Regions from separate parts of the Homo sapiens genome. Here region 2 is linked to region 1. Evidence: read pairs that join two places in POLR2A ChIA-PET (ENCODE). Cell type or tissue: PC-3. All regions are shown on one strand. Links, peaks and the distances in the headings refer to the core of each region. The heading gives the core; the rest is flanking DNA.

Evidence for each region. Peaks named below come from ENCODE experiments on the same cell type or tissue, not always from the same donor. Only the 100,000 strongest peaks of a DNase experiment are listed, where the experiment ranks them.
Region 2: POLR2A ChIA-PET joins it to region 1 with 7 read pairs; 1 of 35 experiments calls an interaction of 5 or more read pairs at or near these places.

What each region holds. Positions count from the first base shown.
Region 1 is chr5:177,354,437-177,362,620 of GRCh38, forward strand. RGS14 (regulator of G protein signaling 14) reads left to right here and starts at 3,488. Exons shown (of 15, transcript NM_006480.5): 1 at 3,488-3,633. The coding sequence starts at 3,589. RefSeq lists enhancers at 3,362-3,411, 3,540-4,040, 7,464-7,613 and a silencer at 3,512-3,741. In PC-3, for the core only: no CTCF peak of the experiment used is centred there; a DNase peak (open chromatin) is centred at 3,425; H3K4me3 peaks cover 1,431 bases.
Region 2 is chr5:176,625,315-176,630,333 of GRCh38, forward strand. It overlaps SNCB (synuclein beta), which reads right to left. Exons shown (of 6, transcript NM_003085.5): 1 at 4,966-5,019; 2 at 4,220-4,349; 3 at 1,406-1,447; 4 at 1,084-1,202. The coding sequence starts at 4,340. MIR4281 (microRNA 4281) reads right to left here and starts at 4,186; the gene lies at 4,125-4,186. In PC-3, for the core only: no CTCF peak of the experiment used is centred there; no DNase peak of the experiment used is centred there; H3K4me3 peaks cover 710 bases; H3K27me3 peaks cover 678 bases.

The sequences.
Region 1 (8,184 bases), core at 1,869-4,368:
ATATTTGTTCTAGAACCTGGAATTGGGTCATGAAGAATGAGTAGGAGTTTTCCGGGAAAGGTAAAGGCATTCTCAGCAGAGAGAAGAGGAGCTGCAATCTAGGGAGGGATGTGTGAGAGCAGATGAAATACAAGTAGTTTGGAATGGCTGAGAAGTTGGAGTTGGGGGCTGCGGGGGAGCTGAAGCCAAAACTCAAAGGGCCTTCAATTCCCAAGTAAGGAACATGGCCTTTTCCCAGAACTCAATGGGATATTTCTAAGCATGGGAGTGACCAATGTGGATTCCTCTAGCTATGGTGAGGAGAAGAGATTGGAGCGGGGATAATAGGGAGACTGGATTCATCATGATCGGGGGAGAGAGGGTGAGGCCTAAGCCAAGGAGGTCTTCACAGAGAAGAAGGATCTGAAGTCCCAGCCAGAGACTAAATCAGGAACTGATGCCCTGTGGGCAGCCAGGAAGGGAGAAGTCGAGGATGGTGCTTTGTGGGTGGAGGTACTCCACCACTCTCATGGCATGGAGAAGACTAGATAAGGGCTAAGAGATGGGAACAGCCAGGGCTAGCTGTGGTGAAGATGTGGTCAGAGCTAGAACTGGCATCCATGGTGGAGAGAAGGGAAGAGGTGTCTCTGCAGGAGAGTATGAACTTCAAAGGGAGTCCCAGGCAGAGACTGTGACTGTCCTTTGGCAGGAAGAAGATGAGCTGTGGGCATCTGTGGTGGCCAAAGCCCAGTTCCAGGCACCCCAAGCACACTCACAGCTTAGCAGATCTCTAAGAGGATGTATAGCCTTGGGCAACTCACTTCTCTCTGAGCCTCAGTTTCCTGATCTGTGAAATGGTAATAATAAGCACCATTCACAAAGTGGTTGTGAGGACTAGGACTGTAAAGCCACCTAGGAAATGGCCCAGATCCATGGCACAGCAGACAGGAAGTCTTCACCCATATCACACACCCTACAACCCCCACAGGCACATTGAAACAGTCACACACCTTATTAAGACCACCATTGGCAATGGTCCAGGCCCAAAAGCAACCTCCACCGTAACCCCTTTCACACATCAAGTCTGACTGAATCTCTCTGTCTGTGTGGCCTGAAGCAAGGTGTCTGGAGAGAGGTGAGGCAGTGCTGGGAGAAGAAGTGTGTTAACTAGGGCAGTGCTAGCTGCTATAACAAATAGGCCCTAATGTATATAATGACCTGAAAATTTTTTTGATGTTTCTTTTTTTTTTAACTATTTTTACAAGGTTTGTGCATCTGTCAGGAGGCTCAAAAAATTTTACTTCCCACTTACATAATGGTCTGAAGCTGGTTTCCAGGTTGATGGGTGGCTTGCCTTCAGGCACTGATACACAGACCCTGCTTTTTCCTTCTTGTGGTTCCACAATCCCCTGGGCCTCCTCATCTTCTCTATCCATCCAGCTGAAGGAGAAAGAGGGAGGGTGCAGGGCACACACTTACTTCTTCAAAGCCTTGGCTCAAAAATGACACATGTCATCCCACACATTTTCAATTGGCAAGAAGTGGTCACATGTCCACATCTGACTGCAAGGGAACCTGGGAAAGTAAAGTTAGCCACGTGCCCAGGAAAAAAGGACATGAATTTGTGGTGAAGAGCTATTCAGTTTCTGCCACTGAAGAGTTCAGGTCACAGCCCTAGAAGGGGCAGTGGGGCAGAGGGTAGAATATGGAGAAGTGGCTATCACCTTGTCCCTGCAGAAAGACTAGCTGAGGCTGGACACGATGGCTCACACTTGTAATCCCAGCACTTTGGGAGGCTAAGGTGGGTGGATTGCTTGAGCCCAGGAGTTTGAGACCAGTCTGGGCAACATAGGAGACATCTCTACAAAAAAAAAAATTACACAGTCACGTTGACATGCACCTGTGGTCCCAGCTACTTGGAAGGCTGAGGTGGGAGGATTGCTTGAGCCCAGGAGGTCAGGGCTGCAGTGAGCCTAGATCCTGCCACTACACTCCAGCCTGGGTGAGTAACAGAGCAGGACTCTGTCTCAAAAAAAAAAAAAAAAAAGTAAAGAAAAGAAAAGAAAGAAAAAGAGAGAAAGAGGAGCTCAAATCAGAATGGTGGGCAAGTTGAGGGGTCTTAGTGAGCCCACGCTTAGAAGAAAATATAAGTCCTTGCAGTGGGGACACGCATGTGTGAGAAAGAGGCAAACCAAGGACCCTAGCTAAAATTTTTAAAACTGGAGTTCATCTGGGGCCAGGTCAGGGCCGAGGGCAGGATGCCCACCCTTCAGCCAACACTACATGCTATCAAATTAAGTTTATATCCCCCAAAATTCATACGTTGAAACACTAACCTGCAAGGTGTTATTTGGAGACAGGGCCTTTGAGAGGTAATTGGGTCATGAAAGAGAACCCCTTAGGGTGGGATTAGGAATTAGTGCCCTTATAAAAAGAGACAGGAGGGAGCTGGCTTCCTTTATCTCCACTTGCTATCGTGAGGGCATGGCAAAAAGACAGCTGTCTGCAAACCAGGAAGAGGGCCCTCTCTAGATACCAGATGTGCCAGCGGCTTGCCCTTGGACATCTCAGCCTCCAGAAGTGTGAGAAATACTTATTTGTTGTTTAACCCACCTGGTCTATGGTATTTTTGCTATAGCAGCCTGAGTTGACTAAGGCAGGATTTCTGAGTGAGTATGAATGCGCTCAAGTCTTTGGCCACAGATATAGGTGATCCAGTCCCCTACCTAGGTAGGTGAGCGTGTGCATCATATCTGCTTACACATATGTCACTGGAGTGTCGGAATACATATGTCCTATGTTCAGGTGTGCCTGTCACATGCACCTCTTCAGGGGACTGTGCATGCACATGACTATACACCCAAGTCCCCCTTGTAAGGGAGAGCCCATGTGTTTATGACACGCATACCTGAATGTCTGTGTGTGCACAGCCATGCGGGCAAGTTATCCATCTGTCTGCACACCTGGCCACATGCATGGAAGGAGCCTGTAGGTGTCTGGGGCTAGAGGTACCCTGCATATGTGCAGCTGCCGGGGAGAGGGGTACTGAGCACATGTTTGTCTGGCACACAGTAGGTATGAGGTAAGTGTGTGCCGAGTAAAGTACACGTGTGGATACACAGGTCCCAGTGCACGTGTGTGCATGTCCACAGGAACGCCCCCAGGGTGGACAAAGGTGCCTAGGTATGTTTACTCGTGTGCTGTGAGCCCAGGCATGAACTTAGAGCTCCCTGGTCCTGGCCAGACCAGGCTGGGCTCCTTGCTGGGCACACGGAAGCCTCTGCCTTGTGTTGGTGCCCGTGCGGGATGCTGCCAGGAGTGTGTTGGTGGCGTGTGTGTGCGTGAACGTGTGTGTGTGTGCGCGTGTGTGTGTAGGAAGAGGCGTTCGCTCTCTTAGACCTTGCTTCTTTCTGTGGTTTGGTTTCTATAGAGACACTTCCTGTGGCAGAGAAAAGAGGTAGTGAGCGGTGTTTCAGGATGTGAGGGCCCGCAGGAGCCGAGTCAGGCTCTCTCCACTGCCTGCCCGCCACCGTGCAAGCTCTGGCCGGCGCTGCCCACAGTCCCCATGGTGGGCAGCCCCCGCGGCGGGGACCCCTGATCGGCAGCGGCATGCCAGGGAAGCCCAAGCACCTGGGCGTCCCCAACGGGCGCATGGTGAGTGTGGGCTCCGGGCCAGGGCCACGAGGAGGGGGTGGGCACACCCAGGGTGGAGCCCAGGAGGCACACCCGGCAGGGCCAGGCAAGAGCCCACGGGCTGCCAGCAGGCGAGAGAAGTTGGGTACAGACAGCAGCAGGTGGTAGGACCTGGTGCTCTCACCCCTAGACCCTTCCAGATGGCCCAGCCGGGAGCCTGGTACAACCCTGGCAGTGAGGCCAGAGCGGGCACAGGCTTCTGGTCCAGCCCCCACCACTCCCTCACCTGCTGCATCTGGGGCTGCATCCCAGGGTCTCAGGGACACTCGATGTGCTCCTTGCCCCCTGCCCATCCCCACAGTGGCTCAAGCCCCTACATCCCGCTCAGCCTGAGTCCTCCCCTCCTCACCCCCTGCTCCAGGTGCCCAAGGTCATGTTAGTGGCAGCTCTTGCTGGGTCGGTGTCCTCCAGCCGGAGCTACTCCAGAGGCTTCCTGCCAGAACTAGCATTGTTTGGGCAGCCCGGGATGGGGCAGCAGGGTCAGACTAGGTTGATGCAGCTTCTGCCTGTTCTATTCCTGAGCTTCCAGGAAGGGCTGAGCACTAAGATCCCCCTGGCTGCAGCTGCCCCACCCCTTAACCCTCTCCCTGGCTGCTTAGCCCCAGATCAGAGCTGCCCTCAGAGGATCTGGCTCTTCTCATTCATTCAGCAGATGGGGCAAGCTGTGCTGGGCCTCCCTTCTCTCCCTAGGGTTCCCCCCTCACTTGGAAGAGTCCCTCTTAACAACCTCAGGAAGGCCAGTGTCCTGGCCCACCACCAGGCCCCAGCCTAGTATCACGGGCCAAAGCCAGTGGCTCTATAGAGACCTGGGTTCCAGTCCTGGTTCTATTCTCTCTTACTGGAGGGAGGGTCCTCGCCAGCTCTCAGTTTCCTCATCCCTAAAATGAGGAGGTTGGAATGAATTTCAAGGCTTGTTGAGATGATAGAGTGAAATAATGCATATGAGGCCTTTGACCCATTGTGGGGGCTGCATAATTGTCAGCCCAGTGCCCCCTACATTTTCAGCCCCAATTCAAAGATCTCCTGCCTCACCAAGAAGCTGAGGCAGCCCCATCACCACTCCTGCCCCTTAGTTCCCAAAACCTGCCTCTACCTCTTCTTCTTCCAGCATCTCTTTCCTGCCCAGCCCCGGGCTGGCCGGCTGGGAGAGAGGCCACCCTTCAAAGCCAGCTCAGCCCCCCATCTCACTGTCTGCAGTACCGACCCCACAACGAAAGTGCAAAAAGAAAACCCACCTCCCTTGCATTCCCATGTCACAGGCATGACACTTCGCTCGTCCTTGCCTAGGCGACCGGGCCAGGAAGCCAAGGAGGCTAACCCCAGGCCCACCCTGGGAGGGCAACTGGATTGATGCTTCTGGGACAGTGCCTAGAACTACAGGGCAGCAGAGGGGGCCCAGAGACAGACCCAGCCCCTGCCCCTTCTGTGTCAGCCTGTGACTTCTCTACTCAAAAGTCACCTAGAGCAGGGAGGGTGCCCCAAGGTCTGCCCCCAGTTCCATCAAGCCCACAGACGCCCCGGCTCCTCTCAGAACTGTCACACACAGGTTTATCTTTGCCCTTCCTGGGCCTGTTCCAAACTCTCTGTGCCACCTCTTAGAATCCCGAGGGTCACAGATTGGCTGCCTGCTGGTCACTGAGTAGCTTCCCGTGGCCCTGCACAGCTAGGGCAGGGAGGGCCAGACAGGCACTGGGATCTGAGGTGCGGATGTGGATGGAGGGGCGCCTGGGGGACAGGTATGTCTGGTCCCTCCATGAGTTACCTCCCAAGGGAGGCTCAGAGAAGTAAATGCTGTGCCGAGGTCAGCCAGAGAGTAGAGCGTCAGCATCTGAACCCCCAGAACTGCCTGGCCCCAGTCCTCCCCTACCTCTCCTCTCACCACCATCATTCCCTGCTGTGGAAGCTTCAGTTGTCAGCCTTGCCTCTCTGCCATTCAGCTTGTCAGGCAGTTGCAAGGAAACCTGTCACTTGGAGACATCTCCCAGCCCCCTTCCTAGGGATGTCTTCACACAGCCTCTTTACCTTTTCATTTGTTCATGTACTTATTCACTCATTCATTCAACAACCCCTCCTTAGTGCCTGCTTGGTGCTGCCACTGCCCCTATCCTAGACACTCCCGACCCAGGCCCATCAGCCCTAGTCCCTGCCCCCTAGTCTGGCAAGGCACAAAAGACACAGGTGAAAATACCAGGCAGTGGCTCAAGCCTGGAATCCCAGCACTTTGGAAGGCCAATGCAGGAGGATCGCTTGAGCCCAGGAGTTTGAGACCAGCCTGGGCAACATAGTGAGGACCCATCTTCTTTTTAATTAGCTGGGCATGGTGGTATGCACCTGTAGTCCCAGCTACTGGGAAACTGAGGTGGGAGGATCGTTTGACCCCAGGAGGTAAAGGCTGCAGTGAGCTGTGATCACACTCAGACTGCACTGCAGTCTGGGTGAAAGAGCAAGATCCTATATTAAAAAAAAAAAAAAAAAAAAAAAAGATGGAAGGAAGGGAGGGAGGGAGGGAAGGAGGGAGAGAGGAGGCAGGCACAGTTGCTCACGCCTCTAATCCCAGCACTTTAGGAGGCCGAGGCGGGCAGATCATGAGGCCAAGAGATCGAGACCATCCTGGCCAATATGGTGAAACCCCTTCTCTACTAAAGATACAAAAAATTAGCTGGGCGTGGTGGTATGTGCCTGTAGTCCCAGCTACTTGGGAGGCTAAGGCAGGAGAATTGCTTGAACCTGGGAGGCAGAGGTTGCAGTGAGCCGAGTTCGTGCTACTGCACTCCAGCCTGGCGACAGAGCAAGACTCTCCACTAGCTCCATGCACCGTGTTGTAGGAGACGGTCCCTAAAGGGTCTGCAAGCTGGAGGAGGGAGGGCACGGCATAGGCCTGGCTGTGGGCAAACACAGGGACAGGGCCCTAGGGGAGGCTGAGAGTTAAGCCTGGAGGGGCAGTTAGCCTGTCCTGTCCTGTCAGAGGGCCTAGTTAGTCTTCCCCTCCTGGCAGGAAGACCTGCAAGGCAAAGCCCATGCAGCTCTCTCTTTGTCCCTCGCGTCCAGCTCAGGGCACTCGAGTTCAGGGTGGCCTTATACAGGGGCAAGGCCAGGGGTCATCTCCACAGGCTGGTTCAAGTTGAAGGGACCAGACACCCAGATTCTGTGTGGACATCTCCAGACAGGGTCTTGCAGCCCCTCAAGCTAGGATGAAATCCTCAAGAGGATGGTAGAGGGTGCCCAGCATAGAAGATGCTCAGAAAATTGGCCCTCCTTCAAGGTCTGATCCCTCTAGAGGGCACAGTTCAAGAGGAGCCCCTGAGCAGGTCATGCCAGATTAGACTTGCCCACCTGTGCCCCAAGGGCTGAGGCCCTGGGCCTCCAAGCTTCCTTGGTCCACAAAGGGAGTCAGCTTGGGTAGAGGGTGGGGAGGCCTCAGGCTCCAGAATCAGGCAAACTTGAGTTCTAATCTCAGTTCTGCCACATCTCAGCTGCATGGCTTCTTTGGGCCTCAGTTTCCTCATCTGTAAAATGGGGGTAATAATACCTGCCACACAAGATACCCGTAAAGATGGAGGGAGGACATGAATGTGTGCTGCCAGAGGGTGCCTGCCACACAGTCAAAGCTCAGGAAATTGGGGCCTTACTCTCACCTTAGCATTTTCAGGTGCCAGCAGCTCCCCCAGGACCAAATTCCTAAGAAAAAAATATGACCGGCCGAGGTCCAAGCCTGGGTCCGTGTGTCACTGGCCACCACACCCTTCCTTGCCCTTTCTTCCCCTTTTTCTCCATTCACTCACCACTTCTTCTCAAGCAGGCTGAAGCAGGGGAGGCCAGCCCTGCTCAACACAACTTCCCCAGGCCCTGCAGTGGCAGCCAGGGCAGGCCAGAGCCCCTGCAGGGCCCCTGCACACCTGCACCTCACTCCGCTGTGGGGTGCTGCTCTGATTGTGGCATGCCTGGTGCTTTCACTCATGGGGCCTCATTCAAGCTTCACAGCAGCCTCAGGAAATTGGGAGTGCTGAGCCCCATGCTACCCAGGGAAAACTGAAGCTCAGAGAAGTTACTTGTTCCCGAATAGCAGAGCTGGAATTGGATTCCACCCCCACTCCCACCCATCTCCAGATTTCTGTCCCTACTCAATTTCAGCTCCAGCTATGCTATCAACAACTGTCAGGGCAAGAGAGGCTCAGGATGGAGAGCTACAGGTGGCATTCAGGGGCTGAGAGTCCCTAGTGAAGGGGTGCCAAGGCCAGGGTCCTGATGGCTGCTTGGGAGCACGAGGCAAAGACGGTGCTTCTTGAGGAGGGAGTTCAGATCTGACCCCTCCCACCAACCAGGCCAGCACTCCAGGGGTGACCAGACTGGCAGGGAGAGAGGCCGGGACATGGGTGGATAAGCACGTGGTGGGAAGGGGCATTCAAGGGGCCTGGTGTTTGGGGACGACTAATGTCAACGGGCAGAGATCGGGGAGCAATTCCAAGCGAAGAGCAGGAGCAGATACCCAGGCACTGGCAATGGCAAAGCCGG
Region 2 (5,019 bases), core at 2,520-5,019, 730 kb before region 1:
ATCCTCCAGCCCCACCTCAGACCTACTGAATCAGAAATTCTAACGATGGGGCCAAAAATCTGTATTTTAACCTGGCCTCTTGGTGATTGATACACACTCAAGCTTTGAGAATATCTATATTATCTCCAATCTGCATGAGATTCCTATTGTGTTCACTCGCATTTTACAAGTGAACTATCAAGTTCAGAGACATGGTGGGAACTGCCCAGGGTCACACAGCCAGGAAGTAGTGGAGTTAGGATTCAAACCCAGCTGAGGCTGGGGGTAGGTGGGTTCAGAGCTCACAACTCTTAACCCCCTCTTATCAGGGGGTCCTAGTAGGGGGATCTGTCTCCATGCACACATGAGTGGTTCCCAGGGCTCCCCTGGGGAAACACAACTGCACAGATCACACCCACCCCAGCACAGCTCCCACCTGCTCCAACCTGCCTCAGGGCCTTGGTACTTGCTGTTCCTACAGCCTGAAATTCGCTTCCCACACATCTCAAGGCTGCCTCTCTCATCCCTTGGGTGTCAGCTCAAATGGTTCTTCCTCAGAGAAGTCTTCCCAGCCAAAATAGCCCTCTCACCCCTTGCCTGTCTGTCCCATCGCCCTCTCTGTCTTTTCTCTGTAGCACTTATCCCCGCGGAAAGCATCCTGCCTGCTGGCTTGCGTTTTACTATCTTCTCCCACTACAATGTCAGCTGCAGGAACGTAGGAACCTATTCACTGCGGCAGCCTCTACAACAATTCCTCTCTGGCATGGATATTTGTTGAATGAAAAGAAATGAATGAACAATCATTGACACATGCAGACGTGGCCAGAAGTCATCTGGGTCACGCTGGCAAGCAGGATACACGCAGACAGCCAGGTCTGGGTCCCCATCACCGGGAGCGTCACACCCATGCACGCCTTTATTCAGATGCATTCTGAGCTGAGTCTAGCACGGGCCTGCAGGATGGGAGGCAAAGTGGCTTGTGTTCCAAGCTGGTGGCAGGATTAGGGGGGCGGGGATGGTGACAGGTTTATTTGTGTGCCTGGTGTGTGTGTGTGTGTGTGTGTGTGTGTTTGCCTGCATGTGCGGGTCAGAAGGATCGCTTACCTTCAGATCAGTAGGGAATTCCTCCCTCTTCACCAGTCCTGTGGCTGCTGCGATGTTCCCTGCCCCAGAGAACACAGCTCCTCCCAGATGTGAGGCCTGTTCCTTGGTTTTTTCAGCCACTGGAGCAGGGAGGGGGTTGAGGAAGGGGTTTGGGAGCCAGGGGGAAACACCGATGCCCTGCCTTGTAGTATCCCAGGGCCTGCCCTCCCCACGGAGCATTCCCGCAGAAGCCTTGGGAGTCTCCCCCGCCCCCGCCCTCTGGTTCCCGGCCAGATCATCCGCCTAAGTGAGAGAAGGGCTGGTGCCAGGGCTGGGCTAGTACCTGAAGCCACACCTTGTACCACACCTTCTCGGGTCTTGCTTCCTGCAGGGAGAAAAAGCGGCACATTTAAGGACTCTGCGCTGAGGGAACAGAAACTCCAGCACAGCATGGTGATTACAGAGTGGGCATCCTGGCCCCGTCACTGCCTCCTTGGGTCCCCACATCCTACAACCTGCACCCCCATGTTAACCCCCGTCTTATCACTGCACTGGGCCCCACACCTCTGTCTGCAAGGGTTGCAGTTCTCTCCCACCTGATGCGATACCCCACCCCTCTAGTGGATGTTGGCTGAGGGCCAGTGCTGTGTCAAGTCCTCTGCCTGCCCCGCTGCACTTCACTTTTCCCCAGCCCTGGGAGGCGGGTGCTGTTATTGTCCCCGTTTCACGGATGGAAGCTCAGTGTGGGTTCCACCACTAGGAAGTGGCTGAACTGACATTCAAGTTCAGGCCTTTCTGACCCTAAAACTTTAGCTACCAACCACTCTCACAGCACGTAGCCCAGGATAGGAGGCAGGTGGGGGTGGGAGTAGGGGTGGAGCTGGGAGGCCACAAAGCCATGTATTTTGAAAGGTTCCCCTCGTGCCCCATGCACCACTGCCCATAGCCCACTGCCCCACTCCATTTCCTCTAAAGATTCTCTTCTCCTAGCGAGGGTGCAAACCCCTTCTTCTGGCCAAAGTAGGGGGTGTCAGGCTCAGGGTGGGTCTAAAGGTGATGTGCAGATTGTAACTGGCACCCGTGGCATTGGCTGGGCCTTCCTCGGAGGGTAGCAACTTGATAACTTCAAAATGTCTGGGGGCCGCTGGGAAGGCCAGAGGGCCTGATCTGGGCTGGAGGATGAGAGACGGAAACGGGGTGGGGAGTATCCCGTCTGACAATTTGGCAACACAGACAACAGTGATGGAGCCAGAACTGGGTGTCTAGGCAGACTGAGCCCGGCGGGGGGGTGGGGGAAGAGGCTGGTGTGGGAAGACAGGGTTCTCAGGGCGAAGGCCAACCAGCACCCAGAGACAGGAGGGGCAGGCTGCATGCTCCCCTTTCACTCCTCCCACAAAACATCAGCTTCCACCTACTCTGTGCCAGGCCCTGGGCCAATCGCTCACTGTCTGAAGTGGGTAAGAGAAGAACAGATTCAGTTCCTGGACCTCAAGTAGTGGGGAGAGGACTTCCAGCCTCCAAGGACTGACTATGTGAGGAGGGAAGGGACACTGCCTAGGCCTTGAGAAATGGGGAACAGATGGACATCAGAAAGGAGACTGCAGAGGGTATCCCAGGCCCAGGGACCCACACAGACAAGGCAGAGCAATGTGCTTTCAGGACAGTCCATGTGCCAGGAGCCATGGGTGTGGTGGGAAATGTAGACTGAGGCAGGACCATGAAGGGCACTGAATGCCAGGGTACAGGGAGCCGAGGCTTTAACTTGTAGGAACTGGGGTCCATCAGGGGCTCCCAGGCAGAGGCAGGAGCAGGAAGTGCCAATCTAAGGGGAAGAGCAGCATGGCTTGGAGGGGCCAAGTCTATTATCAGAGAGAGAGTGTCAGAGAGCCAGAGGCCAGCAGGAATGAAAGACCCTGGGGAGGAGGCAGGAGGGAGGCCAGAGCTGGGATCAAGCAGCCATGCACTTTAGCCTTCTCCCGGTCTCCATTGCCACCACCCTCGCCCCTGCCACCCTCATCCTGTGGCCTCATCAGGCCTCCCTGCAGTTTTTCTGTCCCCAGAGGCCCAAGTGACCGTTCTAAACTAATCACATCATGGCAGTCCCTTGCTTACAGTCTCTCGTGGCCATGATAACAACGTTTTGCCCTGGCCTGCAAAGGGCCCTCGTGAACTGTCTCCTGCCCATCGCTCTGACCTCACCTCCTACCACTACTTCCTGCCCTGCCCCCAGCTCACCCCAGGGCCTTTGCACCTGGCTTTTCTGCAGCCCTGCCCCCCTCTTATTACTCAGGGATGAGGCATTCTCTTCAGGGAGCCACTGGATGTCAACTCGCACTGCTGAAATGCTCTGTATCACCATCAGGAGATCAGGAACCATTCTTTCCTGTTCACTGTGAAACCCCAGCATCTGCAGGATGCCTGGCACATAGTAAGTGGACACAAAATATTTTTCAAATGGCCACAATCCAAATATGCCACGACCCTGGGCAAGTTATCCAACCCTGGCCTTTCTTCTGATACCAGCCAGTGGTTGCAAGGAAAGTGGACGGGGAAGAGAGCTGGCAAAGGTAAAACCACAAGAGTTGTGATGCAGGTGGACCTGGAACGCAACTCAACTCGGCCTTGGAGGTGCTGGAGGGAGGCGCCACAAGGGGAGGGGTGGGGCTTCAGAATCTATAAAGCTCCGTTCAAACCCCAGCTTCAGCATTTACCAGCTGCTGACCTTGGGCAAGGTACTTAGATCTCTGGGAAGCCCAGTTTCCCTTACCTGTAGAATGGGCCGAAGCATTACATGAGGAAATGGATGTTATGACATTTTACCCAGTACTTGGCATACAGAAAGTGTTCAACACCAGATAACTATTAATAATGGTAAAAAAGATAAGAAAAAGGAGGCTGTCTGCTTTCATCACTGCACTGGTCCCTGGCCTTTCAGCTGGAGCCCCCCACCTCATCAGCCCGCCCCGTGTCCCCATTTCCGGATACAGACCCAGGCTTCTATGGGCTGGCTATGTCCCCTATGACCCCTGCTGACCTCGCCCCATCTGCTGACTCATATTCTCCTGCCCAGAACCCCCCTCCCCGGGACCCGGCCCCAGCTCCACACTGTCGGGGGACCCCCAGCCCTGCAGCCCCAGAAACCCCGCCCCTTACCCACCGACGTAGAGGACGCCCTCCTTGGTCTTCTCCGCCGCCTCGGTGACCCCCTGCTTGGTTTTCTCCGCGGCTGCCACAACGCCCTCCTTGGCCATGGACAGGCCCTTCATGAACACGTCCATCCTGGCGGCCTGGGGAGGGCGATACACGGGCACCGGTGCACTGGCCCCGCACTCTCACCCCAGCCCCTCCCGCGGGACGCAGATGCCCCCCTACTCCCGAGACCGCGGCGCCCTTCTGGACCCTGAGCCCCCTCCCGCTTTCCCCCCATCCCACCCCACTCCCCAGTGCGAAGCCTCAGGGCCGCGGAGAGTCCTAGCGTCCTTGAAACCTGGGGACGCGGGAGGGGCCACTGCCTCGGTTATCCGGGCCCTGCAAACTGCAGCCCCGTCGAACCGGAGTGCTGGGTTCGGCGCGAATATCCAGGACCCGCCTGTACACGCACGGCACAGTCACACGGTCATGCACACAAACATACACCACGGACAAGCTCACGTGCACACACAGGACACGCAGACGCTCCAACGCGCACGAATACCCCGACCCACATGGGCGCGGACACACGTCCCCACAGCCGCCCGGGCAGCTGCAAACACCGGAGCATACTCACATACTCCGGGGTGCACACTGACGCGCATCCCCCGGGTCTCCCTCCATTTTCCATCCCCTTCCCCAGCTCCCTCCTGTCGCCCCAGTCCCCTCTCCATCCTCATCCCGTTCCCCATCCCCGGCGCGCGGCCGCCTCACCTGGATGCGGGGCCGGGGCTGGGGATGGAGCGGCGGCTGCGGCGGGCGGACGCG